Linked DNA regions of Homo sapiens: all the other regions are linked to region 4. Evidence: chromatin loops called from intact Hi-C (ENCODE). Cell type or tissue: Caco-2. All regions are shown on one strand. Links, peaks and the distances in the headings refer to the core of each region. The heading gives the core; the rest is flanking DNA.

The links. A loop is a pair of places that touch in the nucleus more often than their neighbours do. Peaks named below come from ENCODE experiments on the same cell type or tissue, not always from the same donor. Only the 100,000 strongest peaks of a DNase experiment are listed, where the experiment ranks them.
Region 1: a loop joins it to region 4, with 4 times the contacts of the local background. A loop is called at or near these places in 16 of 110 quality-filtered maps.
Region 2: a loop joins it to region 4, with 3.0 times the contacts of the local background. A loop is called at or near these places in 5 of 110 quality-filtered maps.
Region 3: it touches region 4 in a loop (2.5-fold over the local background); 2 of 110 quality-filtered maps call a loop at or near these places.
Region 5: it touches region 4 in a loop (2.7-fold over the local background); 8 of 110 quality-filtered maps call a loop at or near these places.
Region 6: a loop joins it to region 4, with 6 times the contacts of the local background. A loop is called at or near these places in 4 of 110 quality-filtered maps.

Annotation. Positions count from the first base shown.
Region 1 is chr11:95,846,116-95,851,376 of GRCh38, forward strand. MTMR2 (myotubularin related protein 2) reads right to left here. Exons shown (of 15, transcript NM_016156.6): 8 at 4,485-4,634; 9 at 3,559-3,747; 10 at 1,599-1,784. Among named protein-coding and RNA genes, the nearest start is that of CEP57, 58 kb to the left of the region's middle. In Caco-2, for the core only: a CTCF peak has its summit at 3,127 (motif pointing right); a DNase peak (open chromatin) is centred at 3,146.
Region 2 is chr11:96,143,190-96,148,450 of GRCh38, forward strand. The region is part of intron 1 of MAML2 (mastermind like transcriptional coactivator 2); the gene reads right to left. Among named protein-coding and RNA genes, the nearest start is that of MIR1260B, 200 kb to the right of the region's middle. In Caco-2, for the core only: no CTCF peak of the experiment used is centred there; a DNase peak (open chromatin) is centred at 2,400.
Region 3 is chr11:96,095,992-96,101,252 of GRCh38, forward strand. The region is part of intron 1 of MAML2 (mastermind like transcriptional coactivator 2); the gene reads right to left. Among named protein-coding and RNA genes, the nearest start is that of MTMR2, 170 kb to the left of the region's middle. RefSeq lists a silencer at 1-88. In Caco-2, for the core only: no CTCF peak of the experiment used is centred there; DNase peaks (open chromatin) are centred at 2,100 and 3,030.
Region 4 is chr11:95,921,848-95,927,108 of GRCh38, forward strand. It overlaps MTMR2 (myotubularin related protein 2), which reads right to left and starts at 2,260. Exons shown (of 15, transcript NM_016156.6): 1 at 2,028-2,260. The coding sequence starts at 2,107. RefSeq lists enhancers at 2,238-2,287, 2,348-2,477. In Caco-2, for the core only: no CTCF peak of the experiment used is centred there; a DNase peak (open chromatin) is centred at 2,194; H3K4me3 peaks cover 3,118 bases.
Region 5 is chr11:95,982,807-95,988,067 of GRCh38, forward strand. MAML2 (mastermind like transcriptional coactivator 2) reads right to left here. Exons shown (of 5, transcript NM_032427.4): 4 at 2,725-2,836. Among named protein-coding and RNA genes, the nearest start is that of MTMR2, 61 kb to the left of the region's middle. RefSeq lists an enhancer at 1,943-3,142. In Caco-2, for the core only: no CTCF peak of the experiment used is centred there; no DNase peak of the experiment used is centred there.
Region 6 is chr11:96,048,588-96,053,848 of GRCh38, forward strand. The region is part of intron 2 of MAML2 (mastermind like transcriptional coactivator 2); the gene reads right to left. Among named protein-coding and RNA genes, the nearest start is that of MTMR2, 130 kb to the left of the region's middle. In Caco-2, for the core only: a CTCF peak has its summit at 2,426 (motif pointing left); DNase peaks (open chromatin) are centred at 1,724, 2,084 and 2,423.

The DNA.
Region 1 (5,261 bases), core at 686-4,685, 75 kb before region 4:
AGTGCCTAGACCTCATTGTCCAATGATCCTAATTCAGTATCTTAAATAAATTCCACCTATAATTCTAGTGCATATACGAAGTTAAGAATCACTAACCCAAAGGCTTAGTTAAGATTGATCAGGAAGAGTTATCCAAAGTAGTAATTGTTCATTCATTCATTAAATAAACATTTATGGAGTCCCTTACTAGAAGGTAGATACTGCTCTAGGCACGGGCCATACAGCAGGGAACAAAGTTCCTGCTTACTGAAGTTTACATTCTATTTGGGTGAGGCCCACCAGTCACAAATAAACAAGGAAATATACAGTATACCAGATGGCAATAAGTGAAAACGCTCCATAGAAGTTATAGGGAATGCTGGTAGAACTCTTATTTTGTAAAGAGGCTGGGAAAGGTCTCTCTCAGAAAGGTGATATTTGAGCAGAGACCAGAAGAGAGTGATTGAGTAAATAAACTTTCTTTGTGTGATAAGGATTGGGGGAGAATAAAGTAGTTTAGCCCAACTATATGTCTTATAACTCTAGGGAAATTTGATTCTGTTATAGCCAGCCTTTTAGAGACCATGTTGAAACTGCAAATTAAATATCTGGAGTTTTCAGAATCAAACACAGCGATTTATGTTAGTTCCAAATCAAGCCTAAGGCTGTATATTTACACATCACATAATTTAATGAATGGGCCACATGAACATGCTCTCTGAGTAGTGTTTATACTTTGTGATTTTCAAGCTTCTAAGCTTCTCAAAGGGAAACAATAGTAAAAATGGTCTATTTAAAATTCTTATTCAGTTTGGTTTTCTCTTCAATTCTGTCTGAACTTCAGAGATTTTAATGTGAGCAGAAGTATCCTCCTTCTTAACGTGAAAGACTGCATTTCCCATTACCTCTTAATATTTATATATGTGGTTACATAAGTCTACATTTTGGTGAGTTATGTTACTGACAGACCATATCTGAAAATATAACTAGATTAAATTAGCATGTTAGGTAAATTAGCACTGACATGTGCTCTGCGAATGACTTAGCACTCAGTGTGGCTCATGCAACCACTCCACCTCATTTCCCTGATCAGAATGGTTTTAACTTCACAAATCAACTAATATTTATTGGGTACCTATTCACACGGATAGTGCTGCCCTAGCTCCTGAGAGGACAAAAAAATATATGTAGGATTTATCCAGTCTTGGTCTCCATAAATTAGCAATATACGTTGGTTGACACACAAAAGCAAACAAAGTACACGCTAGTTCCTGATTAGATGGAAAGACAGGGTAAAGAGTTCAGAGAAAATGGAAAAGGATGCAATCTGGGAAGACCTTATGGAAGAAATGAAATATGAACTGGAATCTGAAGGATGGTTCGAATTCAGATAGGATGGGAGGGGGAACAAAAGAAATACAACATAACCAAATGCACAATATAAAAAACCAATTCATTCAAACATTAAAATTCACTAGTAGTTCCAAGTATCAAAGCATTTACCCATTTTTCATTGTTTAGAAAGGTACCTTCATGTTGATTGCAATTATAAGTAAAAAGCTAATATAAACAAAGGGGTAGAGAGAGTCTTTGTTTGGGATATAGTAACACACACCCACCTTAATATGTTCTAGCCAATGAGTAGATTCCAAGTTAGACAACCAGTGGGTTTCCTCAATGTTGGGGTACACAATCTCCTTAAGTTTTCGTAATGATTCTCTCATAACATGAATATTGTGGATATCCAGGAAAACTAGTTCAGCATTTTGATAGGCATCTTCACTTTCATAACCTCCACCCTTTGCCTGGAAAAAAGCACACATCATGGAAAATCATAAATGAATGCACATCTGTAAACAAGTGACATAAAATATCCAATAGCATAAAAGATGATACATATTACTGGAGACAAGGAAAACTCCACAGGAAAATGTGGATGGCTCAGGACAACTTATTTAGCACAACCACTCGCTTTCTTGTGTTCTTCTTTACAAAATGAATATATACGTAGTCTGACTTGCCCATATGGCCATTATTAAAATTAAATATGAAACACATAGGAAGGTATTTAAACACTGTAAAGCACTAAATTTTCCCAGCCCATACGCCAAGTCCTACCCAAACATAAGTTCTTACAGATGACTTCCTTTCATATATACTGAAATTACCAGACTGTAAGTTTCATGTGCTGAGACCACATGTCTGGTTCACCTATGCTTCTTCACCTCCCTGCCTCTTCACCTCATTTTAATCTTCATATCTGAGAAATAAACTCTTTGCAATCAAAATGACCTGCTTCTTTTTTAACCACATAATTCTCTTTAAATAAAAAGACAGAACAAGGATAAAAGCACAGAATGCTATCATCATCAATGTTCTCAAAGACTTAAATCTACATCTACAAAATAGAATGAGAAAATATTTGGTGTTCAAAATAAGCTATGGCTAGAAAGAAGAACCTTATTTTTCTGGACTTAATCTTTTTATATTTCATGAATAAAATATTCTATCTCCTACCTAACTCGTGTAAAATTATACTTCTTAGAGCCCTAATAGAAACAAATTAGGAAAATACTGGAGCAGTAAATTATACAAAATTAAGTGATTATATGACCCACACCTTTGAAACAACAAAACCACCAACTCATAACCAGCAACAAACTACTGAAAGAACAGAAGTTCAGCTTCCTTTCTGACACTGAGAGTCTGGGAAATCGTTTGGCACAATTATAGAATTTACAGTATTTCAAGGGATACCTGTTAAAGATTACTTCTGAAGAGTGGGAATAAGACAGGAACTTTCAATTCAAATTTGTTGCAACATTCTAGAAAGACAGCAGTGGTAACAACTATACAGAACCTGTCACCGAAACACATAGAATAAAAATGCCCTGGATTCAGGTAGTGGCATGGTTGTACAACTTTGTGAATATACTAAAAGCACTGAAATGTACACTTGAAAAGATGAGCGCTTTTCAGTAATGGTACCTGCTGCTGTAGTTATGTCTTCTCTCTCCTTCCCTCCTCCTATAGATTTGGTCAACTGAACCAAAATTTCAATTTCCACAATGCTAATATTTATTCTGCTGGAACAATCAGCTACAGCTAACTGCCAATTCTTCAGTCTGAATAACTTGTTCAGGTGGAGGACGGTCAGAAGAGGGCACCACTAGTCACCGAGAACACTAGTTCGCTATTCCTAGAGCAGTACTATACAGGGACTTCAGTGAGTCATAAGCTCAGTTAGTTGTCAACTTTGGAGAAGTGGGAAGCTAAGAATAACTGAACACCTAGTTATTATGTAAGTAAGCAAAAGTTTATGCATTATTTTTTATTAAATGATTTTTGCTCCCAAAACAACACTGTTAACTATTATTATTCTCATTTTTACCAATAAACAAATTGAGGTCTAAAGAGGTTAAATAACTAACTCAAAATCACACCATCAAGTTGAAGAGCCAAGACAAGAACCTATATGTTTACCACTGTAGAGCCTGAGCTCTTTTTACTACACTGTGGCCCTGCCAAACTCAGCTGATTCATGAAACCATAATTATAATTACTAAGAGACCATCTGACCTTGTTGGCAACAGCATTAACACTTGGCCGGGCATCAAATATAAAGATTTTGTGAGACTGGGCATTGGAATCCATGATAGCTTGAAGGTATTTTTCATCTTCTTTGCTTCGCTTTCCACTCACTCCAACCATGGGCTGGCTACACCGAGTGATTGTGGCTTGACTTTCAGGATGAATCCATGATAAAACCTTAATGAGGAAAAAATGGTAACACACCTTTTACATACTTCTCTGTTTATAATTCTCAAAAACAGTACTCAGTAAAGCTCTGCTTTCTAATTGGATCCAAAGCCTGGCCATGAAAGGACATCTGAGGCTGCTAAGAAAAATCATCACCTTTCCTTCAAGCCAATTCTGGGATGTGGAAAACTTGGTCTAATTCTTTAGTCAGATACTGATTTAGGAAAGTATTTGATTATTGGGAAATGTTATCTCCTGAAAAAAATACTGTGAAACAGGGCTAAGTAAACCCCACTTAATATATTAGTAAAACTGCTCAGTTCTAAAAGCCTTTAGAATCTATGAATTTTGTACCTAAAATTATTTAAGCTCATCTTTCTAAGATCCAGTTATAAATCTGTAAGGTGTTCTTTCTAGGACTTAAAAAAAAAAAAGAACATTTATCATCATGACTAAAGAATATACAATAAGATAAATAAATAGTGACTAATACACACAGCAAACTTTTTCAGTGAAGAATCATGCAATTCTGTGCAGTTATCTAATACCCATATCACACTCTCTGGAAGCCTCTTTAAGTCTTTCTTCCAGTTTTAACTTTACTAAATAAATCAATCTCCAATATCCCCATGAAAGACCTGCTGCTGTAGCTATTTATATCCTGAATCCATTCTCCTACTCATTAATCTCAGCATTATGTTGAGTAAAAAAGCACTTGCAAAGGCTCATCCAAACTTCCTACTTACTGGGATACGGCCTCTTGATCTGAAGGATGCCACTCTCTTTAATTCTTCATCAGGAATATTTGCTGGCACAACCAGGAGGGCAGGGTATGTATCACAAAGTTCATATCGTTCATTTATCTTTGTTATTCTCCAGCTTTCATTTGGAATTCCCTACATGTGAAATGAAACATAAGACAAATTACTATATAACTAAAATATTAAACGACACCAGGACAGAAGCCATCCTGTTCAATCTCTCTGACCTCTACTATCCATCTCCTAAAGTGTTGGGATAGTTGTTGTCAGCCTGTGGTATCAGGCTTTCAGGATTAGATATTCTAATGTAGGGATACGTATTCATTTGTGGAACCCAATTTGATGTTAATATAACAGACATTAATTCACTAAATATTCAGTGTGGACCTGTGCTAAGCATATTCAGGAGGTGGAAGGAAACAGTAAGACTTCAAATATTCCTTTTTTTTTTTTTTTTTTTTTTTTTGAGACAGAGTCTCACTCTGTCGCCCAGGCTGGAGTGCAATGGTGCGATCTCAGCGCACTGCAACCTCCGCCTCCTGGGTTCAAGTGAATCTCCTGCCTCAACCTCCTGAGTAGCTGGGACTACAGCCGTACGCCACCATGCTGGGCTAATTTTTGTATTTTTTAGTAGAGACGGGGTTGGCCAGGATGGTTTCAATCTCCTGACCACCTACCTTGGCCTCCCAAAGTGCTGTGATTATAGGCATGAGCCACCACACCTGGCCAAATGTTCCTATTCTTTATTTATTTATTTATTTT
Region 2 (5,261 bases), core at 436-4,435, 220 kb after region 4:
TCACTGCCGTTTGCCAATAAGCCTTTATTTGGCAAAGTTTAAAACTGCTGACAAATGGGATTCTTCCTGTAGCAGTATAACATGGTACAGCTTAAATATGCCTAATTACAAAAGTCCTCCAAGGGCAGTCAAGAAATCTATGCTTTTGAGAAGATTCAGATGGACAGTCCTCAAATATTAATAGGAAACAGGAAAATCTTTGAGCCCTCGGTCATGTCGCTCTTGCTCCTATTATTATGGATTTTAAGTTGCAGGGGCCTGTGAGATTATTCAAAACAATGTCTAGTTTTATCCGAAGCTGCAGGGATTTCCGATTTCCATAAATTTCTCTGGAGACATTTAAGAGGCGGTTTTTTACTTCTGCACACTTTGGTCCGTGGGTTTCTGTGGGTGTGTGTCTGTAACTTTCCTTCCCTGTTCTAATTTGTCCCTGTTCAGAGACAAATAAATTGGAAGATTATTATCCAAAACTCCAAACAACATTAATTCCTTGCACATATTTTGTGCTTTTAGACTCCAAGAATGATAATAGACAATCTCTTTAGAATGTGGAAGGGGGACCAATGTCAAACCATTTAATCACAATCTCCACCTCCAGGAGCCCCTCTGAAAGAACAGAAGCCTTACTTGAACTGGATTTCATGGGAAAATCTGTGCCGCGAACCTTGCTCTCTAATTATAGCTGGGGGAACGTGAGGTTTGTTTGGAATCAGATGTAGCTTTCCACTACCATAATTACACATTTTATTTCAAACACCTCACTGCAGTGTTTGAAGATGTTAGCACAATTGCACTAAGTATCATCCTGGAGTTCTTGCTTGGGAGGTCTGGTAGAGAATGAAGGAACAGGACAGCAATTGAAATGATGAGTTTATAGGAGTCTAATAATTTCATGGCTGGAAGTATGACATAAAGAAATGAGCTTGGGCTTTTTATTCAGAGCTGGGAGTTCTCGTCTCAATTCTGCAGCCTAACTGATAAGACCTTTTACTAACCAGGTAAAACAATTAGCAACTGGGATCACATTGCTGGGAAGATGCTGAGTAACATTAATTAGAGTCTCAAAGGACTTTAAACAAATACGTACATCTAGAGAAGAATTTTTATAATGTAGTTAAGAATGCTTATTGAGAAAGAAACTCAGTGTCTATAATCCATTGCTGACTAGCATGCTTAGCTATGGTTAAATCTTCCAGTAAGCCAAGAATGAGGGGAGAAGAGGGAGGCAGGTTGGGACGAATAGAGTAAGTGGTAGAAGTGGGTTCTGTTCAACCATATGTAGAGGAATTAATCAGCTCTTTTTCATGGATTTAGGGCCCTCAATCCCTATATAATTCCTCAGATATTTGTGCTACCTGCCCCCTTCCCCTCCATGTAGCTGACCTTAGAAGATTAGAAGAGAGAGACCACTGGGCTTATTATCTGATGAATGGCTCTGTTTTTACTGTGAAATTATAGGAAGTGGTTTAAATTGAGAATAATAGAAACAGTAACAAATAATAAGAATACTTGCTATCCTGTGTTAGATCATCTGGCAGGCTATCTGATGAGAGATAGGGTTTCATCTCGGGAAGTTTTAGAAAAGAGGCCAGATATATACCAAGTACTACTCTAGGTATTTCACAGACATTTTGTTTCACTCTTATACAAATCCCGTGGAAGAGAAATGACTTTCCTCATTTTAGATTCTAGGGAGTGACAGGGGACAAGTCAAAGGTAATTTGGAGTGAAGGCTGCCCTGATCAACTTCCAATGCATTGGATTATTTTCATTTCATCATTTTCTCAGTGCTATGGAATCTTTGTGATCCATTAATAATATTAATAATAATCCCTACATTTGTATGGCATTTAATACTAATGGTTTTCAAGGAAGTTTCACATGCATTACCTCACTGGACTCTCAAAAACAAGTCTGTGGGTTGGGCAAACAGGAATTATTACCTTCATTTTAAAAATAGTGAAACTGAAGCTCAGAGAGGTGGCATGCTTTATTTAGGGCTAAGACCAGAGTCCAGCTTCTGTTAGAACTAAGCCTTGCTTCCTGTTTTCCCTTTGGAGACCTTGAGGAAGACCATGAGCCGCCAAATAGCTACCATGATATTGCTAAACCCTGTACCAACTCGTGGACAGTAGTCTCATTAAACGCTCAAGATCCTTGGATGGAGACCAAGAACTCTCTATCTCTGCAAAAATCTCTACAGAAACATTTTTCTCTTTACTCTGCCTCCTCATTTAAATGCTAAAATATTTACAGTGAGTGATAAGTCAGATAACATCATGCTGCCTTGTGAATTTTTAGGGAAAAGATGAAGAGCACATGATAAGGCTGGGAATTTTCAACTGCCTGGCACAGTGGAAGAAATATTTGTCTAGGTGTTAAGACGTGTGGGTTCTGGTCCTGTCTCTTTCACTTATTAGCTGTGTAACCTGTTACTTGTTGTGTTAAAATAAATCCTCTAACAGTTTCCTAAGTTATTAAAGGGACTGTCCTGATAAAATCATGATGTGTGAGGGCTTTTAAAAATTGTATACTTGTTCGGGCGTGGTGGCTCATGCTTGTAATCCCAGTACTTTGGGAGGCCAAGGCAGGCGGATCACCTGAGGTCAGGAGTTCGAGACCAGCCTGGCCAACATGGCGAAACCCCGTCTCTACTAAAAATACAAAAAATTAGCCGGGCATGGTGGTGGGTGCCTGTAATCCCAGCTACTAGGGAGGCTGAGGCAGGAGAATTGCTTGAACCTGGGAGGCGGAGGTTGCAGTGAACCAAGATCATGCCACCTCACTCCAGCCTGGGTGACAGAGCAAGACTCCGTCTCAAAAAAAAAAATTGTATACTTACACGTGTGTGTGCCACACACAAACATTGTGACATGCAGTATGATCACATAAAATATGGATGATTTTCAATCTACTCCTATAACCACAAAGTGAGGGAAAAGGTTTATATATCCATATCATTGTGGTAGCATGGTATCTTACATAAGAGCACCCTCAGGATATAATTTTTATAATATTATTGGTAGCAGGAGCTTAACTATTTGAAGGAAACCAGATAGGTTTCTTATAAGGAATTCCATCTCTTGGGATCCTTGAGCAGGCCATGAGATCTGGTAGGTTTTGACAAGAGAAAATGAGAAACCATGCTCAGGGCCAGTCTGGCTATATGTACTCACTACTTGCTCATAGTTGAAATGATTTTTAAGAATTGTATACAATATTGCTATTAGCAGTGAATCGGGGAGGCAGGACAGGGGACAAACCATGGGACTCAGAGTCAGAAAGGGCTGAGTCCAAATCTAAGATATATCACCTGCCAGCTGTTATGAGTCTGTTGTCTAACATTTTTGACCTTCAGCATCTTCAACTGTGTGAGCTGATCACACCATATCATAGTTTACTTTGAGGATTAGATGAAATCTCTGTGTAAAGGACCTCAAATACTTGCCATGAGATAGGTACTCAGTAAATGGCAGCATCAGGGTTTTCTACACTCCTCATCCTACAACATGGACTCTGAATACAGCAGTGAGGCAGGATTGTGTCATCCAAACTTGAGGATTCCTCATCTATTGACAGTTGTTCATTTGGGTTTGTAAGAGAGAAGTAGTTTGATGTTGAAAATGCTGTTGGTTACTTATTTTTGTTGAGATTCTTTAAAAGTGAAAAGAGGCAGTTGACAGCCTTTTTTAATGCAGAAGCTCTGAGAAAAATGGTGCCAGACCAACCTGTTTTGGCACACTCTTTGCTGAAAATGAAAGGCCATGTGATCTCCTGGGGATCATGAGACTTGAGTTCAACCTTTCAGCTACCCCAGAGTGAGATCATGTTCTATCCTTCATTTATTAAGAAACCATTTATAGAATACCCACTTATGAGTTAGTGTCAAACTCATTGTAGTGTACTTAGTATCTGGCTCATTGTAGGTGCAAGAAAATTTGTAATAAGTAATTATATGCATGACTGAAGAAATAATACTATATATGCTATACAGCTAAACTTTTTTCCTCAATACTTCCTTTTCTATAAGATGAGTGATGTGGACTATAATCTCCCAGCTACCCACAAATCCCCAAGTTTTAACTTATATATTTACATGGCTTTAGATACAATCTAGGTCCCTACATGACTGTAATATGGATACATAAAAGTTTATAGCATAACCCTTATTTTTATACTTCCTGCACTTATCATTTTTTTCATCCTTTATCCTTGAATTCATAACAGTCTTAGGAAATGATTCATGAATGCATTAAACCCTCCCTTAATCAGATACATGAAAAATTATAGTGTTAGTTTATATTTTTTTAAATCGTAGATCTGATTTATGGCTTTTATAGTTCAAGTCAGAAACTTTTGGATTCGACTCTTCCATGAGCAAAGGCTATGTGCTTTAAGTAGAAAAAGTTTCTTTACCTTTTCCACGTAGGTGAAGAAACAAAGACAATTTAACTAAAACTTTCCTTTTTTCTTTCTCTCCATTGATTTCTGGCTAAAACCCTTCTTGGGCAAATTTTGCACCAAAGTAAACTGGTTATAAGGAAAGGAAAATGAATTTAGAGATGATGTAGTTTTTTACACTCCAGTATGATTTCCGAATCTATCACATGCACATTGTAGGGGTATTGTTCGGAGCAAAGTATGCACTTGGGGTACCCCTGTGTTGTGTCTTAAAAGGGGGATTGTTTTTGCCACAGGACATAGAAAAGAATGGTCTGATGCATGCTAGTCACATCACCTGCCACTCTGAAAGAACAGTCAGGGGCTTTAGGCATAATGAAAATGAGGAGTAAAATGCTGGGTGTTTATCTCCAGCATTCCAGATAGAAATATATCTCTGTCCAATGAGAAGCATCTCCTTTAACAAGACTGTGGTGCATTCATCTCTCCTGCGTATACACGACGAGCACACCTCATCTGTCACGTCGGGACATGTTAAAAGGAACCCTCTTCCCCTGCTCCTTTCTACTCTGAATAAGTAATTATGAAAAACAAATCATTGCCATGTCTCTTTCTTTCTTCATTTTTATTGGGTTTTGTCTGCCTGTCTCCCGTGGACATAAAGAATTGTTCTGTTCATTCAGATTCAATGATTTTCTTTGGGGGGTTGTTTCAGATAAAACAGAAGGTCTGATTTTGTCAGGCATGCAGCTCTGAAAGTCTCTTAGAGCAACTATACATATGAATTTGAGGGCAAAATGTCACCCTCTAAGTGAACTGAATGGAGAAAACACAATAGAAGTCTGTTAAAATGCTGCTTT
Region 3 (5,261 bases), core at 626-4,625, 170 kb after region 4:
GAGTTACCACTGTCTATCCTCATGGGGTCAGGAAGAACACAGACCAGAGAGAGTCAGCCATGTTGCTTCTGATTTATTTCAGCATAAATTGCATTTTGAAGGTTCTTTCACAACTAGGAAAGAACAAACAAAGGAGTACATTCTTTTTCCGAATTTGGGTTATCACCTTTGATTTATTTTCCACTGCTTTGAAAAAACCTGTTCAGCCAGATTCTCTCACTGCTCTGGCCACTCCCTGGGCAGTGCAGTATGCGCTCTGGGAAACAGCACTCACACTTTCTTTAGGCTATGAGGAGTGTAGAGACAGTAATAGAATTAGTGATAATTGTATAATAATGAGTCATTTATTGAAGGTCTGCATGTGAGACATCGTACTAAGCACTTTATGTGGATAATCTTATTTAACTCTCACAACTCTCAGAATCTTCACAACTCTATATAAAGTTGATATTATTTCTTCCCCTCCCCGCTTTTGCAGATGAGAAAACAGGTTTAGAGGTTGAGTATCTTTTCAAAGGACAGACAGAGTAAGCAATGAAGTCAGGAATCAAACCACACATTCCCACTGCACAGCCTGTGCTCTGTAGTAAGTGACACCCTAGGCCCTGACAGAGGTAAATGGTACCTACACCTGTGTCTTCAGGAAGCCAGGGATCTCGTCCCGATTCTTCCATTAATTTGTTTTGTTACTTTAGGGAAAATACTCAACTTTTCTGGGCCACAGTTTTCTTCTCCTTTATAAATGGGATTATCTCTGAGATCATTATCCTGCCCAAAGCCAGAAAATAACAAGCACTAAAGGAGGGAAGTTTGTGTTCCAGGCACTATGTGTGGTGGTGTAAGGTCACCACCAAGCACAGCTGGAGGGATTCCTTAAGATGGGGGACAGAAGAAGTCATGTGTGATTCCATTAGGATAAAAGACACCCATCAAAACTTCACTGGGCATGATACTTTACCAAGAGAATTTTGGGGATAGGCTGTGCCCTGCCTTCTAGAAGTTTTTAATCTAGTTATATCACCGAGGCCCACTGTGAATGCCTACATGCAGTAGGCACCAAGCTACTGGCACCAGCACCATACAATCTAAATGATTCTCAAGGATCACTTTTTGCTTTGAAATATCTCCTTTGCTGGACTAAAATTCTTTCATTAGATACATGGTTTGAATTATGGTATAGAGTCTCTCAAGATGCAAATACTCCAGAAGCAACAGAGGAGGAAAACAGTCAATAATACCTCAAGGACAAATAGCTTATGAGAAAATTCAAAGCCAACTTACCAGAACAAGAATAAAGCTCTAAGGGAACAAGACCTAACCAGGGGAATGGTAGAGAATAAAGGCAAGGGTTTAAATAGAGAAGGATGGGGGCAGGACTATGGGAGTTGGGAGCTCCACACTGTGGACCTTTTGGGTGGCTGGAAGAAAAGAGAAGGGAGAAAGGAGAAGTATTAGGGTAGTAATATCCTGAGGGGCTGCAGGGCCTGAATCTTCCAGAAAACAGTTAATGATACTGGAAAGGTAAAGGGAAGGATCTCCAAAACAAATCTTTCACCCAAGGGCTGACCTACCAATTAGGCATGGGACACACAGTGCCCAGGGCTCACAACAGTTATAGAACAGAAGGAAAAAAATAAGATTTTAGGTTAAAGAACTGTTTCAAAATATATTAATTTATCTTTTTGCCAACACGGTCATAAAATATAATTTTTAATATTTTTTAAGGAATAAGGGGCTTCAAAGGCAAGGGTACCTATGTTCTATGAAAGCCTCTCACCTCTTAACTATTGTATACTGAAGGCTTATTCTAGGCAGGCACTCTGTGGTGTAAGTCCTTGTTTAATCTCATGGCTCTCTGAGGCTTGTGCTCTTATATACCCATTTCATAAGTGAAAAAATTGAGGTTCCTGACATTAAGATTACACAGTAAAGATATGGAGGCAGGATGCCAGCCCAGACATGTCTCGTTCCAAAGTCCTAATTCTGAACCACTAGCCATACTGCTGTCTTCCCTTTCGGCCTCTACCTTGCCAAATGCTGACAGTGTGCTGGACACAGATAGCCCAGACAGCCAAGACAAAAGTCCAATAGAATGAAGATGCCTTGTGAGCACAGGGCAGAGGTAAAGGCATTCGGGACACAGGGGGTTGGATGGCAAGGAGAGAATGATGACATCACTGGTGGGAGGTTGATGGTGAAAGTTCAGGCCATCACTCCTGAGGCTCCAATATAGGAGAGGAAAGAGACAAAGGTCATTCGGTCAGTCAAAAAGATTTACTAAGCACCAGAGAGAGTTCTGAACCATATCCTATCAAATCATCCCTGGCATGAGGGAAAATATGCAGATGATTAAGCCAGCAGCAGGATGTAAAGGCTTCCAATCAGCACTACACTCAATCTTTGCACTTTTCCCACTACCTAGGTGGGTGAGAAGCATTTTTTATTTTGCATGATAAATCTGTGCCCCACAATTACGTTTAATTCATGAGACTGTGCATTTAATATCACCCTTTCACTGGCCATCCGAGGAAGGGGCTTGTTTTGGGAATGATTTTCAACAAGGGAAGTCCAGTCTGGTTTGCAGATGACACAGAAATCACTGTACTTTCTTTTGCTGAGATCCAGCAAACTGTTTCTTTTCACTCCCGTCCTTGTTCTCATTCTTCCATTTGGACACCTAGATGCTATTTGAGGCCTGCGGTCTCTGCTGGGGAAAGGCATAGGCCTGTCCGGGGCAGGGTTCCAGACACAGTAGCCTGCCTGCCCCAACAGCTGGGGTTGAAGGTATGAGAACGCCTAGGAACAAGGAAAATCCTGCACAGCAGAACTGGGGCTGGGGTCCTCAGTAAACTGCTTCTTTTTAAGTAGCTATGCTTCACTTTTCCAAAAGACTTGAAACATAAACTTTCTGGAGGGATTTGAAAATGCCATTATTGCACAATCCTCTGGTTTCTGTTTCTTCCCCTGCCCCCATCCCTTTCCACAAAATAAATGCATTCTTTGTCTCCGGTGCTGCCCTAGAAACAGGGAATGTGCCACACAAAGGTAACAATTCAGTCCATAGGTCACTTTTTTTCACCCCAGGTAGACTTCTGTCTTTCTCAACCAGGCATAAACACAAGAACCAAATCTGCCACTGCCTACATACTCAAGGGAATATCTTGGTTCCATCATCTGCAAACTTTCCTCGGGCTATTTTACTCATGGCTGATTAGAGATAGGACTGGGGATAGATAACATTAGAAAGAGACCAATCCGAAAGCTAATATATGACTCTTGATTTGATTCTTGAAGTAAAAATGTTTAGGATCCAGGAATAGTAAATTCTAGCTCCTCAAGTACTTGGAGGTGAGAGTAATTCCTTTCTGCCTTTCCAGTCCTAGCACAAAATAGGTTTGTCAGGCTTTTTACTAAACACAGAAAGAATCTTCACTTCTTATTTGGCCCTACCAAGATCTGAGCTTCCTTGTATTACTAGATATTATTTTATGGCCACACAGTAATTAGGTTTGCCCAACCAGATTTTAAGCTCTTTGAGGGTGGGCATTCATTGCCTTATACTTCTCCAAGTTTCTTTCAGTACCTACCACAATGCTGGGCATATTCTAGGTGTTTTAATAATTATTCGTTGACCTCAGTGCCTGGGAAACGGGATCCTTCTAACTATTGAGTGGGAGCAGTAAAACAATGCTAAAAAGGAGGTTGTGGGTTGTGGGGAATATTTTCATACCAAATTCACAAGCAAATTAATGGTTCCACCAGAATTTTGCTTCAGTGATTATTTACCTTTTGTTTTTACTTTTTTAAAGACATTTTTATACATTTTTTAGTAGAGATGCAGTACTGCCATGTTGCCCAGGCTGGTCTTGAACTCCTGGGCTCTAGCAATCCTCCTGCTTCAGCCTCCCAAAGGTTATAGAGATTACAAGCATGAGCCACCATACTTGCCCATTGATTATTTTCCTTTAAACTCTGAAGTCACGAGAATGTGAAGCCCTGAGAACCGGAACTGTGAAGAAAATGTATTGTCACTCATGTGAACCAGAAGTGAAGGGGTGTATGAAGCTTTGTGATGGACACAAAGTGTTGTTGCCCCTCCTGATGGGACTGCAAAGCTGGGATGCAAGTTGAAGCCCCATCTGGACTCCATGCCCTTCCTGGGTGAAAGCACTGGAGCAGACATGGAGCCAGGGCATGCTTCCTTATGAATTTCAGTAACTCGTACTTTCACTCCTTCAAGAAAACATGTGAGGTGTTTTTGTTTGTTTGTTGTTTTATGTTTTAGGGTTTTTTGTTGTTATTGTTGTTGTTGTTTTTCTTTCTTTTTTTTTTTCTTGAGATGGAGTCTCACTCTCTCGCCCAGGCTGGAGTGCAGTGGCACGATCTTGGCTCACTGCAACCTCCGCCTCCCAGGTTCATGTGATTCTCCTGCCTCAGCCTCCCGAGTAGCTGGGATTAAAGGTGTGCACCACCACATCTGGCTAATTTTTGTATTTTTAGTAGAGACAGGGTTTCACCATGTTGGTCAGGCTGGTCTTGAACTCCCGACCTCAAGTGATCTGCCTGCATCGGCCTCCCAAAGTGCTGGGATTACAGGCGTGAGCCACCACACCTGGCCTTTTTGTTGTTGTCTTTAGTGTAAGGGTCAGAGGAGGCATATTAGATCTTTCTAGAAAATTTGTTCCATAACTTTGTTCCATAAGGTTTGGACCCTGAGAAATGTTACTAGTTTAGTCAAAATAGCTTTTTTTTTTTTCTTTTTTTTTTTTTCTGAAACAGGATCTGGTTCTGTCATCCAGGCTGGAGTGTAGTGGCACAATCTTGGCTCACTGCAGCCTCAACCTCCCAGGCTTAAGTGATCCTTTCCCCTCAGCCACTGGAGTAGCTGGGACTACAGGAAAGTGACAACACACTTGGCTGATTTTAAATTTTTTTGTAGAGATGGAGTCTCACTATGTTGCCCAGGGTAGTCTGGAACTCCTGGACTCAAGGTGTCCTCCTGCCTTGATCTCCCAAAGTGCTGGGATTACAGCTGTGAGCCATTGTGTCTAGCCCAAAATAGCTACTCTTTATGAAGCCCAAGATAAAGCTTTATATAGAAGCAGGAGCAATGCAAATTCAGGTTCTATATAGAGAAAAGAAGTCAACATACTGCCCTTCTGAAGGTACTCAATACCAAGCTCTCCTGTATTCAAAATTTATTTGATGCCTTCCCCACCTCCCCTTTCTTAGATTTAATGGTTGGCTTGTGGAAGAGTAAC
Region 4 (5,261 bases), core at 378-4,377:
CTCAAATTTGTCAGTAACATAATTTTTTATAGAGAAGTTCATATACATATATAATCTTTATACTTGCTGGGCTTTCTGTTTTAGGAAATAAATATGTTCAAGTGGCACCGTTAGGTATATTAGTTTGTAATAATAAAGGACACTTATTTCGTGTAATTGCAAAAATCCAAAACAAAGGTTATTTGCAAAGGAATTATCTTTAAAATTAATATCAATGCATTCATCTTAGTATTGTCATTAAAATTTTAAAAATGACAATGTTAGAGTTCCAAGGGACCTTACAGATTTTCTAGATCAAGCTTCTTATTTTAAAAGATGAGAAAACTGTAGACTAGAAAGTCTAAATGAAAAGACCAAAGAGCTAGCTCAGCCAGAGACTTCAGCATGGGAGCTTCCTAACTTCCAGTACTTCCTTCTTTCTAACATACTGTGCTGCTTCATGTGGTTCTAACTTCTCTGCCTTGGATGAGAGTACTGGTTGCCTCTTATGCTATTCTGAGGCATAGTTGTCATTTGTAACTTTCCCATAAAATTCGAATTTTCCAACCTGTTTTCTGAATGAATTACACAACTGAACATGTTAATCCTCAGCTTTCCAAATTTCAAAGCAATAAATACAGAATTCAAAAAATACTTGATTCAAACGTGCAATATATATAATCAAACTGCAAAGAAAAATCCTCCTTTCCTGGATAATTCAGGCTACAAATTCGAAAAAAAAAAAACCATTTAGTGAGCACCTATCACATGCTGAGACTATGTTAAGTGCTGGAGATATGAAGATGATTAAGATTGCCCTCAAGTATAATAGCTTATAACCTGGTAGAAAAGGCACTTTAAGCCAACAATTATAGTGTGCTTATTAAAGACTCTGAAAAACGACTGTGCAGGGAGCTATGAGTGCATATGGCAATGTAGAATGACGGGATCAGACAGTGGTTCCCCAGTGAGGTGCTGAACATCAACAGGAAAAAAGGCAATAACTACCCATATTTAGCAGAATCCAAAATGAATTATAATAGAGCCACTTCAACTGATTGAAGGAGAAAATGAAAATTGTGTGTTTTCACACAGCAGTTATCGAATCACTCTCTAATAACAATTAGACTATTATTCAGTGGAAAAGAACCAGATTTCATCGTGGCTGCATAAAAAGCAAATACAGGTCTTATATTATTTTTTAAAAAATTTTTAAATCATTATTTTAAAATCAAAGAAAAAGACTGCATCCAAAACGCGTCTAGTTAATATTCATAAAAGCTCTCTGCAAAGCTGCATAAAGTCCTCCTCAAAATTCCAGGATAAAATTCCCATCTGTTACAAGAGAAATGACAACGTGGAGAACCAGTAGCCCAAGAAGGAAGAAAACTACCACTCATTTTGTTTTCTTAAACCTATCACTGGGGATAAAAACCACTCAGATTCCTTGATACTGACTTTCAGCTGGAAGATTTAGAAAAGAGAAGCACAGGAGACATTTTTATTTACATATTTAAGCAAAAAGGGAGGCGAGAAGAAAATCAGAGTGTAGAGAAAAGCATGAAAGAAATTAAGAAGGTGAAGCCATGAAAAGAGAGAAAAGGGCTGGGCAAGAACCCAAAAACCAAAGACATAAGAAGGGGTGGAGGAGGAAAGACTGACTTTAGGATGGTTTTGGAAAAAGTGACAGAGAAAGACAGGAAATGTGGGGAAAAGAATGGGGGCGGGGGGAACTGTCTTAAAAAAGGTTTGAGAGGGAATGAAAGACAGGAGAAAGTAATTAACTGGGACCACCTCCATCGGGGAGAAAACGAGATCGGAATATGAAAGGTAGAGGAATCGATAAAGAAGCAGCGAGTTTTAACCTCCTTTTCCTCAGCCTCCACGCCCCAGGGAGGGAGGCAGAAGTGGTTCCCAAGTCCCGGGGAAGGAATTCCGGCGTAGCCTTCAGAAACCAGAATCCGCGAATTGGGGCAACAATCCAGCAGGTCCCCGGCCCCTCTCCATCCCCTTCGGACGCTGGGCGGGGCCCTGGGCGTCCTGGTTACCTGGACAAGGAGTCCACGCTGGGCGGCCGAGCCGCCGCCGGCTGGGAGCCAAGACTCTCGCAGCTCGAGCTCTTCTCCATCGCGCGGCAGGGGCAGCACAGGGAAAGGCTGAAGCAGTCTTCGCGGCTACAGGGCGGGAGAAGCGGAGGGCGGAGTGCTACGGACCGGGGCCGCAGTCAGGCCAGCGCCGGCCCGGGAGGGAGACCGGAAGCGGCCATGTTCCCCCAGAGTGCACCGCGCCTGTAGGCTGCTGGGCAGCGGGAAGACCCCACTGCGCAGCTCAGACGCCGGCATCGACTCTCCGTGCTGGCTGTGTCCGGCCGCGCGACATCTGGTCTTGGGGAAAGGGAGGTGGCGGCTCCCAGGGTGAGGGGGTCTGGTGAAGCGGGAGGGATGAAGGACCAGACCCTTATGGAAGGAGGAGAAATCCTAGGTGTAAGAGGAATGAGGGAACACTAAACATGAGGGTCTCAGGAAGGCGATAAGGACCTGAGGCCAGGAGGATGATTTAGACAGGAATGTGGGGGTCAAGGAAAACAAGAGGACCGGATAATGAGAGAAAAGTGAGAAAGAGGTATGGGAGAGGGATTGGGGAGGATCTGATATACATGCAAAAAGAATTATATACTACTGGATGCGGTGGTGTTGGATTACCCAAGTAGAAGACAAACTTTCACCGATTTTTCCCTGCCCTTTCAAATTCCCGTGCCTAGCAGGAAGGGAGTGTGGAGGAATAGAACTGTGATAAGAGAACAGGAACTGGGTAAAGGGGAAATGCTTCTGCTAGGATTTTTCTGTTAGGATACAGGAAAGCCATAAGGACACCATAAAGGGATTTTTCTGATTGAGATTGAATCCTAATCATCTCATGTATGGGGTGTAAAATTATGCAAAGATTATTCCTGTAAAAAAAAAATCAGACCATCCTTAAAAAACTTCCTTGCTAGGATAAATTGAATTATATTGATTTAAACTAGATTTAATTTATAATGTACAACTGATGTCTTTTAAAAAACCTTATAGTTGCAGTGCAGTATTAACTTGCAAGTACATTCCCAAGAAGAACAACCTAGCTTAGTTATGTTCAGTGTAAGGTAGAATAGTTACTGATGAGTATGTGTTTAAGCACAAAAGGCTTAGCCTTTTTTGAGTTTGGCGAGGACAGACAGCGACCGATTGTTTTTATTTCCATAATTTTTAAGATACCTTAACTGGACTCTGTAGGCAAAGGGAGTAGGTAGTCAAAAACATTTTTTAACAAGCTTAAATATCTATCATGACTCATAGAAGAATTTCCTTATTTCTTCACCATCTCTACCTGCCTTCCAAAATGCTGACTCACTGTCAGCTACTTTGACTTAAATTTCCTTAGTGAAGGCTGATGAACCCTTGAATGGGAGACCTATGTACTTTCTTCCACCCAGTTCATTCGTAGCACTTTGTTAATAGAACCCTCGAAACCTTCTGCCTGATGTAACAATATGTGTATGGTTCTATCTAGTGATTAATAAAGAACAGTGTAGTAAAAGTGTAGAGACTTTGGAACCAGACAGATCTTCATCGGAATCCCGGTTCTGTCTCTACACTTGCTCTGTGCTGTGGTTAAGTTGTTTCACATCTCTAAAATGGGAATAAAATGGGAATAAAAATATCTACGTAATAGGTTGTTTTTCTCTGTGCAGAGTCGGTTGCACAGTACGGTCTCACTAAGTAGATTTATTATTACTTGTTTTTCCACTGAACTTACTGCTTGACTTCTAACCTGACTGGTAAAATGGTAACTTCTCAGAGTGAAAACACAAGCAAAGAATATCAGCTGGAAATTAATTAGTGAACTCTAATTAATTAATGAACTCTAAGAAAATGAAAAAACATGGTTAACTTGGGACCTCACCAAAAGTTATTAATTTTTCAATTTATAATCTGGGCTGTTTTTTCTCAAACTATCTGCAAGAAGGAACAGTGTTTTGTTTTTAATTTTCAAACCATCACCAACCAAAACTTTTTTAAAATATAAGAAAAATTAATCACAGTTGGTTCCATATCCTCAGATTCAACCAACCACAGATTGAAAAATTTGTAAAAATTGTAAAAAACAAAATAATACAAATAGAAGACAATACAGTATAACAACTATTTACATAACATTTACATTGTATTAGATATTATAAGTAATCTAGAGTTGATTTAAAGTATACAGGAGGGTATGCATAGGTTATATGTAGACACTAATGCCATTTTATTTAAGAGACTTGAGCATCTTTAGCTTTTACTATCCTTGGGGGTCCTGAAACCAATAACCTGCAGATACTAAGGGATAACTGCACTAGGAAAATTAAAGAAAAAGGTTTGCAAAATACAAGGCCAAATTGTTTATTAGATTTAACAGATATTACTCCTTGAAAGTTTCGTGAAAGTTCCTAAACACTTATTCTCAATATTGCGTTGATCTCATCATAGACTGACAACAGTTCATGTATGGGTACTACACCAAAAAACCATTGAGATCTCATAAATTAATAAAGTTGCAGAATACAAAATCCACATCCAAAATTAGTTTGCATTTCTATGCATCTATAATGGCCAAAAAAGAAATCAAGAAGGCAATCCCATTTACAAAAACTGCAAAACAAAAACAAACAAACAAAAACCAGGAATAAGTTTAACCAAGGAAATGAAAGACCTCTACAAGAAAAACTATAAAACTCTGATAAAGGAAATTGAAGAAGATGCAAATAAATGGAAAGACATTTCATGCTCATGGAACAGAACAATTAACATTGTTAAAATAACCATACTACCCAAAGCAATCTACAAATTCAATGTCTATCAAAATATCAGTGTCATTTTTCACAAAAAAAGAAGAAAAATTCTAAAATTCACATGAAACTAAAAAAGAGCCTGAATAGCCAAAGCAATCCTGAGCAAAAAGAACAAAGCTGGAGGCATCAGACTATCTGACTTCAAAATATAAATAAACATAAGGCTATACCAACAGCAGCGTATGGTATAAAAACAAACACACATACCAAAGGAACATAAGAGAGAATCCAGAAATAAACACATGCATTTACAGCCAACTGATTTTGGACAGACATCAAGAAAACACACTGGGGAAAGGACAATCTCTTCAATAAATGGTGCTAGAAATATTGGATATCCATATTCAGAAGAATAAAACTGGACCCCTGTATCTTACCACATACACAAATCAACTTAAGATGGATTAAAGAC
Region 5 (5,261 bases), core at 610-4,609, 61 kb after region 4:
TATAGTGGAGCTGAAAAATTCCTATGGCTGTATTTTAGAGGACACTCTAAAATAATTATTAAATGCATTCGCTCACCACTCACTGACACCCAGTGTGACTTTCAGTCCTGTAAGCTCCATTCATGGTGAGTGCCCTACACATATGTAACATTTTTTATCTTCCTTTATCATATATAAAAAGCATAGTAAATGTTTTTACTATGCTTTCAATAATTATTTTGGAGTGTACTCCTTCTACTTATACAAAAAGTTAACTGTAAAACAGCCTCAGGCAGGTCTTTCAGGAGATATTCCAGAAGAAGGCATTGTTATCATAGGAGGTGACAGCTCCATGTGTGTTATTGTTCCTGAACACCTTCCAGTGGGTCAAGATGTGGTGGATGACAGTGATATTGATGATCCTGACCCTGTGCAGGCCTAGGCTAATGTGTGTTTGTGTGTGTTTGTGTCTTAGTTTAAAAAATAAAAACAAAAAATTTTTAAAAAATTTTAAGTGAAATAAGCCAGGCACAGAACCATACGTTCTCATCCATATGTGTAAGCTAAGTTGCTCTCATAGAAGTAGAGAATAGAATTGCGGTTTCTAGAGGTGGGGAGGATGTGGGGAGAAAAAGCTAGACAGAAGATGGTTAATGGATACAAAATTACAGCTAGATAGGAGGAATAAGTCCTGGTGTTTTGTAGCACTCTAGGATGACTATAGTTAAGGATAATTTATACTATGTTTTCAAATACCAAGAAGAGGATTTTGAACGTTCCCAACACAAAGAAATGATAAATGTTTGATGTGATGGTTATGCTAACAACACTGATCTGGTCATTACACACTGTTTACATACATCAAAATATCCTACTGTACCCCATATATATGAACAATTATATGTCAATTAAAAATAATTTAAAAATTGTAAGAAAATAGAAAAAAAGCTTCTAGAATAAGGATATAGAGAAGAAATATTTTTGTACAGCTGTACAATGTGATTGTATTTTAAGCTGTGTTATCACAAAAGTCAAAAGTTTAAACAATTTAAAAGTTGTAAAGCAAAGCAAAAAAATTAATGTAAAAGTTAATTTATTATTAAAGAAAGAAATTTTTAAAAATAAGTTTAGTGCAGCCTAAGTGTACAGTGTTTATAAGGTCCACAGTAGTGTACAGTGATGTCCTAGGCCTTTGCATTCACACGCCACTCACTCACTGACACCCAGTGCAACTTCCAGTCCTGCAAGCTCCATTCACGGTAAGGGCCCTATACAAATGTACCATTTTGTATCTTTTTAATTATATTTTACTGTACCTTTTCTATGTTTAGATACACACAAACTTACCATTGTGTTATAACTGCCTACAGTAGTCATCACACTAACATGCTGTATAGGTTTGTAGCCTAGAAGCAATCAGCTATATCATATAGCCTAGGTGTGTAGTGGGCTAGATCATCTAGGTTTGTATAAGTACACTTTATGATGTTTGCACAATGAAATTACCTAACAACGCAATTCTCAGAACATACCCCCAACATTAACCAACACATGGCTGGAAACTGCATCTTATCTTTCAGCCTCCTTGAGACAATCAACTAGAGAATCCTGTTTTTGCTCTGAGGCGAAGTAATCTTAGAGAGTGGAAAACATACATCCCATTCCTAATGTTACTTGTTGTCTTTAGAGACAGTGTCTCAATATGTTGCCCAGGCTGGCCTCGAACTTTTGGGCTCAAGCAATCCTCCCACCTCTGCCTCCAGAATAGCTGGGACTACAGGCACGTGCGACTGAGCCCAGCTCCATTCTCAATTTTAGTTGAAAGAGGCAACCTGTTGTATTTGAGGGGGTTTAAATAAGTCAGGACAACATATTTAAAAGTACACTTAACAGTACCAGGAAGTATTTATAAAATAGGGGTGTTCACAGCCTTTCTTTCTTTAGAGAATCTTCTTTATGGCTTCCTGGACAGATGAAGGTAACAGGTAAGGCAGAGAGAACTTAGGAAACCCAAGAGCGTAAACTTAACTTACATCAAAAAGTGCAGAGCATTTTAGACAGTTTTGGGCAGAAGCGTATTGAATAGTTGCTGAATAGGAGAAGGCAGAGCAATATAGGCTGGGTTTGGGAAAGGTTCTTTTGGAGTTTCATGAGCGGGAGGAGAGAGAATTTGGGGGACTTTTGTACTTACCATTTATTTTATACTGAGAGAGCTATTAAGAAGATTTGCTTTGTGATTTAAATGGAGTTCACCTTTGGTGTTTTTGAGAGACTTCGTGAAAACTAAATCTGCTTTTCAAGTATTCCTTGGTGGCAGGACCATTTGTCTTTGAAGGGGAAACCTTGGAGATGGGCTCAATGGTGGATACAAAAAGACTAGGATTTGTGAAAGTTACACATGTGCCTGTCTAAGAGGGAGAAATGTCTGCTTACCTTCTACTACCTGGGTTAAGGTATATCTTTGGAAGGAGAATGATTGAACCTAACAGAAAAATATTTAGCTCTTTTGAATTCTCAGAGGTAGTCCAGAGAGTGGTGAAATATGTGAGTACAGGGCATGACTAAGCAAAAACTGATGAAAGGACTAAAAAATATTTAACTGTAGTCTTGGCATGAAAGTCAAATGGGAGTTAGAAATTCTAAGAAAGATATTATAATCATATGTGAGTTACAGGGATTATTGAAAATTGAAGTTTTTTTTTCCTTTCACAGCTATAATTTTTATTAATTTTTAAGAACACTTACCAGAATACTGAGCAGTTGGTTGCATATTGCCCACATTTCTTCTTTGGTCTTTATAATCTGGAGGTGGCCTTGACAAATGTCGGTTTATCTGATCTTGTGGAGCAATTTTCTCCTTGAGAAATGATATGAAAGCATATTATGTTGCATCATTCCCTTTTCACTTGTGAAAATACATGTAAAATTTTGTAAAATTTCAGAAAATATAAGAACAATTTTGCAATCATGGGTTACAAATCATGACCTTATTTTGTAGTCTTAATTCAGAGACAAATCTTTTCAATTTCAATAAACTTCCTGTATGGAAGTATAATTTCTACTTTTCCATAACAGTCAACATGTGTTTTGGTTCTAGTAACTACTCCTATTTTCTTTATTTTGCAATTCAATTTCAATGAGAACTAAATTTCTGTGATTTTTCAAGATGCTAATTTCTAATTTTGTCTAAAAACAGACACAAACAAGGTCACTGTGCAACCTCCAAAACACCAAACACCCCCCTCTCTTGTTAAATGAGTGATAGCTACTTCTTTATTCAATGAGAATAGCACATCTGATATGCTTTGGCAGGTACCTACGTAGAATTCTGGTCCCACACAGTGGGGAAAGCATAGGAGGTAGGGTTTTCAGATAAAATACAGAACATGTAGGTATTCTGTATTCTTATTTGTTTTTGTTTGTTTGTTTGTTTGTTTGAGATGGAGTCTTGCTCTGTCACCCAGAGTGGAGTGCAGTGGTGTGATCTCGGCTTACTGCAACCTCTGCCTCCCTGGTTCAAGTGATTCTCCTCCTCCTGAGCCCCTGGGATTACAGGTGCCCGCCATCACGCCCAGCAAATTTTTGTATTTTTTTTTAATAGAGATGGGCTTTTACCATATTGGCCAGGCTGGTCTCGAACTCCTGACCTCATGATCCACCCAGCTCAGCCTCCCAGAGTGCTGGGATTACAGGCATGAACAACCGCGCCCAGCTCTGTATTCTTATTTGTTAAATCTGATGACCCTAGGTAGGAGGAGATGTCAGGAGATAACCAACAGGTACCGATATAGGCACTATATGAATTTTATCTCTTTTTTACCTTCGCATAAACAATTCTTAAAGGTAGGTATGATTATTTCCACCTAAAAAATAAGGAAATTAAAGCCTTGTTAGGCTAAGTAACTTGCTCAAGGTCACACAGTGGTAGAACTGAGACCAAATCCTGAGTCCAAAACTCAGGCTCTTTCCTGACACACAATACGAGGCCCCTTGCTACTCTGTTTCTCAGCTCCCCATTCTAAAAGCACAGGTTTGCTGTCCTCCCTTCATTTCTTCCTTTTGGAATCAGCCTTTTGATCTTTAGAATAGGTGACTTTGGAAGCTAAGAGAAAAAAAAAGAGACATTCTTTTAATATGTCAATATCCTCAGTCAAAGACCACTAGGAACACAGCTGTTGGCTTTATTACTTGTTGCAGCAAGGGAGAACACACATCATGAGGGGTCACAGGGTGTCTCAGTAGGAGAATGTTAGAAAGAATCTGTCCTGAGATTTGGACTTTGAGTGATTTCGGAAGAGTCTAAGGAAATGGGGCTTTGTTCTAGATTGGAAGCTGTCACAAAGTAAAGTCAATTCTAACTGAATAAAGAAGTAGCTATCACTCATTTAACAACAGAGGGGGGTGTTTGGTGTTTTGGAGGTTGCACAGTGACCTTGTTTGTGTCTGTTTTTAGACAAAATTATGAAGTGTTATTTTGTCTCATTTTATCATGGTCTCAGAGTAACCCTGTCTGAGGTTGACATTCTGTAGGATTGTTTATACCCAACAGAGAACAAAACAGCTTGGCTGTGAGTATCATATCAGCTTTGGGAATTAAGGGCTGCTTTTTATCTTGTTTGGTATGGATCAGGGAGTTTTTAGAATGACTTCACTGCAATTTTGTATGCATCCCAAAGCAATCTCAATTTTCAAAATAAAAATAATCAGCATAGGTAGACGGAGAACACTATAATTATAGAAAAGTCAACAAATAGAAAAGAAAACTTTGTAATAGATACATGGGTAAATTAGCTGGAAAACAAATGTGCACTGCCTAACTTAGAACTGACTTAAACCATGTGTTTCTCAGTTTCCCATCACATTCCAAACCTTCTTAGTAGAATAAGTCTACTATAAAGGAGAGGAAAAAGCCTTAAAACAACAACAAACCAAATTTAAATTCTTGTTGCTAAGAAAAAGGCTTGAAAGACACAGTTTTTTGCACATAAGTAATTCATATAAAACACAATTTTGATGAGCTAAGTGTAAATGAATCAGAAACATATGGATTACATTTCTTTTAAACATGGGTTTACAAATTAAGGGAAAAAGTGGTTGGTGAAATGCTCTTTGGTTTTGCCCAAACCCTAAATGTTTAAGAAACAGCTTGAGATGTTCCATGAACCCAAATGTGGTGATGTTCAACCAGCTCTGCTGTAAACTGTTGTGTGAGATGACAGTTTTGATTTTATGCCAGCATGGACTTTCTGAAATCCACTCTTTTCCAAAAGCATCTGTCATTC
Region 6 (5,261 bases), core at 894-4,893, 130 kb after region 4:
TATAAAATTTCATTAAATTTACCTTCATTGGAAGAATATATGATGAAATAGATTTTTAAAGTTTCCTAAAGAAACTGTTATTCTATCTGACAGAACCAAAGTCTTTCTTTTTTTTTCCTTCTCTTAGATTGGCATGACCTACAAGAAAATACCCATTTATGGTTTCCAAATGCCAACATGTCGACATTTCTATATTTTTTCCATCCTTCATGCAAGTTTTAAAATTTACTTGACAATTAAACTGCCTAATTTAGAATTTTGCTTGCCAATTGCAAATTCTTTCGTTGCACAGATCTATGAATTAATCAGAACAAAGTAGAAAAGTGCTAGCCATAGTGGAAGAATTTAGTTTAATTTTTCTTCTTGGCAGGAATATGTGTTCAAGTACATTATAAGCAGACAAAACATGTAGCTGAAAATTTTTTGGAAGAGCTATTAAACTTTCCACTATAATGAACCAGTGATGCTTCTAATATCTCAAATAGAATTCTATTGATTTGGAACCTGTTCTCATGTTACTTAGCAGGTCTTCAAGGTAGATAATGAGTTGTAATTACTATTTCCTTTAAAAGGACTTGGACAAGATGAGCTGCAGGGTGGTGACTTCAGAACTGGCATACTATGCTCTATTTTTCTTTACTCCTCTTTGTACTTTGTGTCCTTTTAAAATCATTTGTATTATCAACTCCATTTTAGAATAGGTAATAATATAAAGTAGAGAAATTTACATAAAATGAAGATTTCCCTTTGTCTCACATATATTTTCATCCAAATTTAACTTTCTTTCCATTTCAATAAAGTCCCTTTTCTTTTTTTGACAAAGAAGGTAAAAGTAATTTTTAAAGGAAACATGGAATCTGTTCCCAGTGTGTTTATAGATTGGCTTAATAGAAATAATGCATAGTTTATAAAGCATCTCCATGAAGATATCACTGAACACAGGACATAGGATTTGGACTAACACTAAACCTGACTAAACTCTTGGCTCCACTATGTATAGCTGAGCGACCGTGGGCAAGTGTTGTAATCTCTCTGAGCTTTGGTTTTTGCTAAGAAGTAAGGCCAATAATACTTGGTGACTAATCAAGAGGCTGTAAGTAAAGCATTTTGCACAGTCCCTGGTATACAGTAAGAATTTAATAAACAGAAACTACTATTATCATCCAGGCAGAAGAATAAATGGAGTACTTAATCCTTTTACTAATTCAAGTGTGTGCTAATTGAAATCTCTAACACCTCATTAATGTGGAATGACTTGGGAGTTTAGTGGTTCTCACTGGTCAAAAATTTCCCTAATTACTTAAAGATGTTTATTATCATTAATAATTTAAATCAGGGAAGTCACGACTTCTCTGAGCTACTCACTTAAGTAGATCAAACCCCATCCAACCGTGTTGGAATTCACTCACGTTCTTTCCGAACAGTAAAGCTACCATAGATTTTTACCATGGTCCTTTCAACTTTTTACCTCTCTGATCTCATTTTATTCCATTTTACCCTCAAAACAACCCAGTAAGGAAGGGTAAAACTCAAAAGATCCTTACCGGTGTGGCTCCTGGACCTATTTAATAATCTATTAAGATCATACAGATCTAAGGAAACTGACATCCCTGGGTATTTATACAAGTGAGTGTATGTGTGAGAGAGTCAACTACACTTGAGTTCTGAAGAATGGGACTGTCGGTAGGGGCTGATGTGAAGGGCAGGCATAGGGTGAAAGATCACTGGGCTTGACTCTTGGTTGTTGAAGGGAGGACACCGACTGGCAAATATGGCCATGCCTGTATTATTCCACTCTGGGACATATTTGTGGCATATATGAGATGTAAGAATGAATCCTTCACAGGGACATTGGATGGGTTTTTCAGGCTATGTAGTAAATAACTATTTGGATGGTGCAGGCAAAGAGTTAACAAAAACTCTTTTCCTTTTTGCATGAGAATCTGACCTTTGGTTAACTTCTTAACTTGGTTTCCCTGGAAACAGATAAAGATGGTATGTGTCAACTATGTTACTAGGCAACATTGCATATGGTAAAAATGACCCCTCATTGGTAGAGTGCATCTGGACTGGGAGGAACTATAAATGAACTGCAAATACCTGCTGGCTATGCTTTGGACTTCCCTGAATGCAGCAGTTCTTGTAACTAGCATGTCTCTGGAGAGGACCTTGCAAACTATGTCTATGGAGTTGTTACAAGAGTTACTGACTCCTATGGGAAATAAGGCTCTTAAGTAAAGGCAATTCCTTCACCTGCCCAGTGTGGATCTCATCATTTGGCACCCGAGCTTCCATGGCTCTAATTGCAGAAGAATACCTGATGCTGGCCTACTGGCAAGCTATAGTTCTGATCCTATATTCTTCTGGGCAGACTGATGTCAAATGTGATGTGTGATAGTCTTAGGAGTCTAAATGTCTAGCTGAGCCTAAGAAATCCCCCTGCTGGCTGTTGCATGTTGGTTTAGTGTCATTTCCTTTGGATAATCTGTGAGGCATGACTTTCTGGAAGAGATCTGAAAACAAGGAGGTCTTCTGTAGTGCCTTTATCTATAGAAACTTAAAATTAATTCATCCATCCATCTATCCAACCATCCATCCGTCCAATATTTATTTAGAATCTACAATGTGGTAAGAATTGTGGCAGATAAAACATATATTCAAGGTCCTTTCTCTCAATTAGTCCTCACATTCTATGGAAGGAAAAGAGGTATATATTGATCATTAGTAATACCAGTAATACTAATATCCAATATTTATTAAATACCAGATACTTTGTTAAACCCTTTACATTTAATCTTTAGTTTGACCCTTTCATTTAATCCTTAATAAGAATTCTGTGAAGTATGTATTATTCTACCTACTAATAATACTAATGTGTATTATTCTACACATTTTATAGACAATAAATTTGAGGCATGCAGAAGCTGCCTCAAGGTCACACCCCTAGCATGGCATCTGAGCTCAGGCAGTCTGATTCTAGATCTCATGCCCTCAACTAGTGTGTTATTTAGTGTGATGTGCAACTAAATAGAGGTTCACATCAAGGACTTCATTCAACAGTTTTCTATGCAGGGTCTTCTGCCTCCACTTTCCCATCTCCTCAAATGCCTGAAAGCCCACCAGTTAAAATTAATTTGCGTTAACAAGCAACCATTCAGGAGGCATCAGGAGAACCAGGGAGATAGGCAAAGAGCAGAAAAAGGGCAAACTTTACCTGGATTTAATTGTCTATCAGTTTTATGCCTCCCTGTCTCCAGAGATGGCTTAAACTACTCTCTGACCCAACTTGACCAGCTTCCTTGTCCAGTTCTGAAGGGCCTGGCTCACAATTAGGCAGAAGTGAGCATTGTGGCATTGTATGTCTTCAAGGATTCCGTTTAGAAACTAGACTATGAGATGAAATGAAACAATGCATGTAAAGTGACCACAACTGTACCTGTCATGTCTTAAACACTCTATAAGTCATAGCTATTATTATTCTTTCTTCCTGTATTGCTTGCAAAATGCTACAAACTATCAGAAAGTCAGACCTCTCAGTGGCTTTAGCACCTAGTATTATTTTCAGTCATATACATTCTTTGCATGTCTGTCAGGAACATATTTGTTAAGTGCTTGTTGGGTGAACCAAGGTAGTGACTACAGAAAGTACAGGGAGCCATATTAATCAATATCCATATGATACATTTAGGAACACATACTAGGAAATTTGAAAATGCATTAAGAACCCTTACCATGAGGCATCTACCACATGGAAATTGTCAGGTCTCCAGTTCTTACTCCCCAGAAAGGGGACTGTTTTGACTACAGAGAAAATTTGCTATTATTAATGCTTATCAAGCTAAGTTCATACAGAAATAAGTAAGAGAGTCAGGAGCCACTCTCCTCTTTGTCACACTCCTTGGACTTAACGACACCACTCTGCTTCTGCCCAGTTTTTAGTAAACATGGCCTTCACCATCAGCCAACCTTAGTTCCAAACACTTCTCAGGAGAAACCTTAATGATAGGCTGTGGTTCCTTTTTATCCACCAGAGCTGTCTTGTCTGATATCACATTGATGCCCTGTGTCAATGCCATTTGGATCTTTCCTGTGTATAGAGTCTTAGACCAATTTTCCATTTTGTGAGTTTCCTTCTGCTCCTAACAAAGAACAGAGAAATGCTCTCCACATTCTGCTTCCAGAGCTGCTCAAGTCTCTCTGAAGATTCAGTACCTAGTCTAGGTTTCTTTTGCTGGGGGTTAGATTCTGAAACATTGAGTTCCCTGGCTTCTTTGCCTAGAATGAAGCCTAGAGCCAGAAACGATCTAAGGCAAAGATCTCAGAAGAAGGTCCCACCTCAGGTGATGAGCCTTGCCTGGCCTGAAGTCTAGGGTGAGACTTAAGTGCTGGACTGTCAGCATAGCTTACATTTCACAGAACAAACCAGAACTCCATTCAGCACTCCACTTACTTCATCTGGCAAACATTATGAAGCAGGTACTGTACTAAGTTTGGGGAACAGAAAGTTGGCAAAGACAAGGTGTCTTCCCTTGAGAAATTCAAAGTCATTAATTGTTCATGTAACACAGAATACATTCATGAGTTCATTTTTTTAGAAAAAGGAATATTGATTCTCAAACTCTCATAGAGAAATGTTCACTACTTCCTCTAGCCTGGAGTCCTAAAATGTCTGACTCAATGAAGAAAAATGCCAACTGCCACTAGAGCCTACTCAAATGAAAACTCTGTAGCAGAATGATCTTGATTATCTCAGAAATCCCTGACAGAAATGGAAGCAATATAAATAAACACAAAAGAAAATAGAGGTACTGTAACACAACTATAAATTGCTCTTCTCCCCGACTTTCTTCCAATCATCCAGGGCAAAAGAAGGAAGTTGGTCTTTGTGGCAGAGAATAGACCAGCAGCTGTTCTCTATCCTGCCAAGAGGGGAGAGACTTATTATAAACAATAGCCAACAATATGTCCTTTGGGACGGGAAACTCAGCCAATTTGGAGGGGGCCAGTCTGGAAGAGAGAAGGAGGGTTAATGGGATGGGGGGGTGACCAACATAACAGAGGATGAATTAGGAGAAAACACTATCAAATTTTCCTGTGTACTTATGTTTCTATTACCTCATTAGGGTGATTACATAATGTGACTCCATTTATAAACTAAGAGGGAAGGAAGGGGCGACATTCTCCTTAGCGGTGGCTGATGTGAGACATTAACATACCAATAAGTCATGTGGGCAAACAGTTAACATGTTTGGGAACATCTT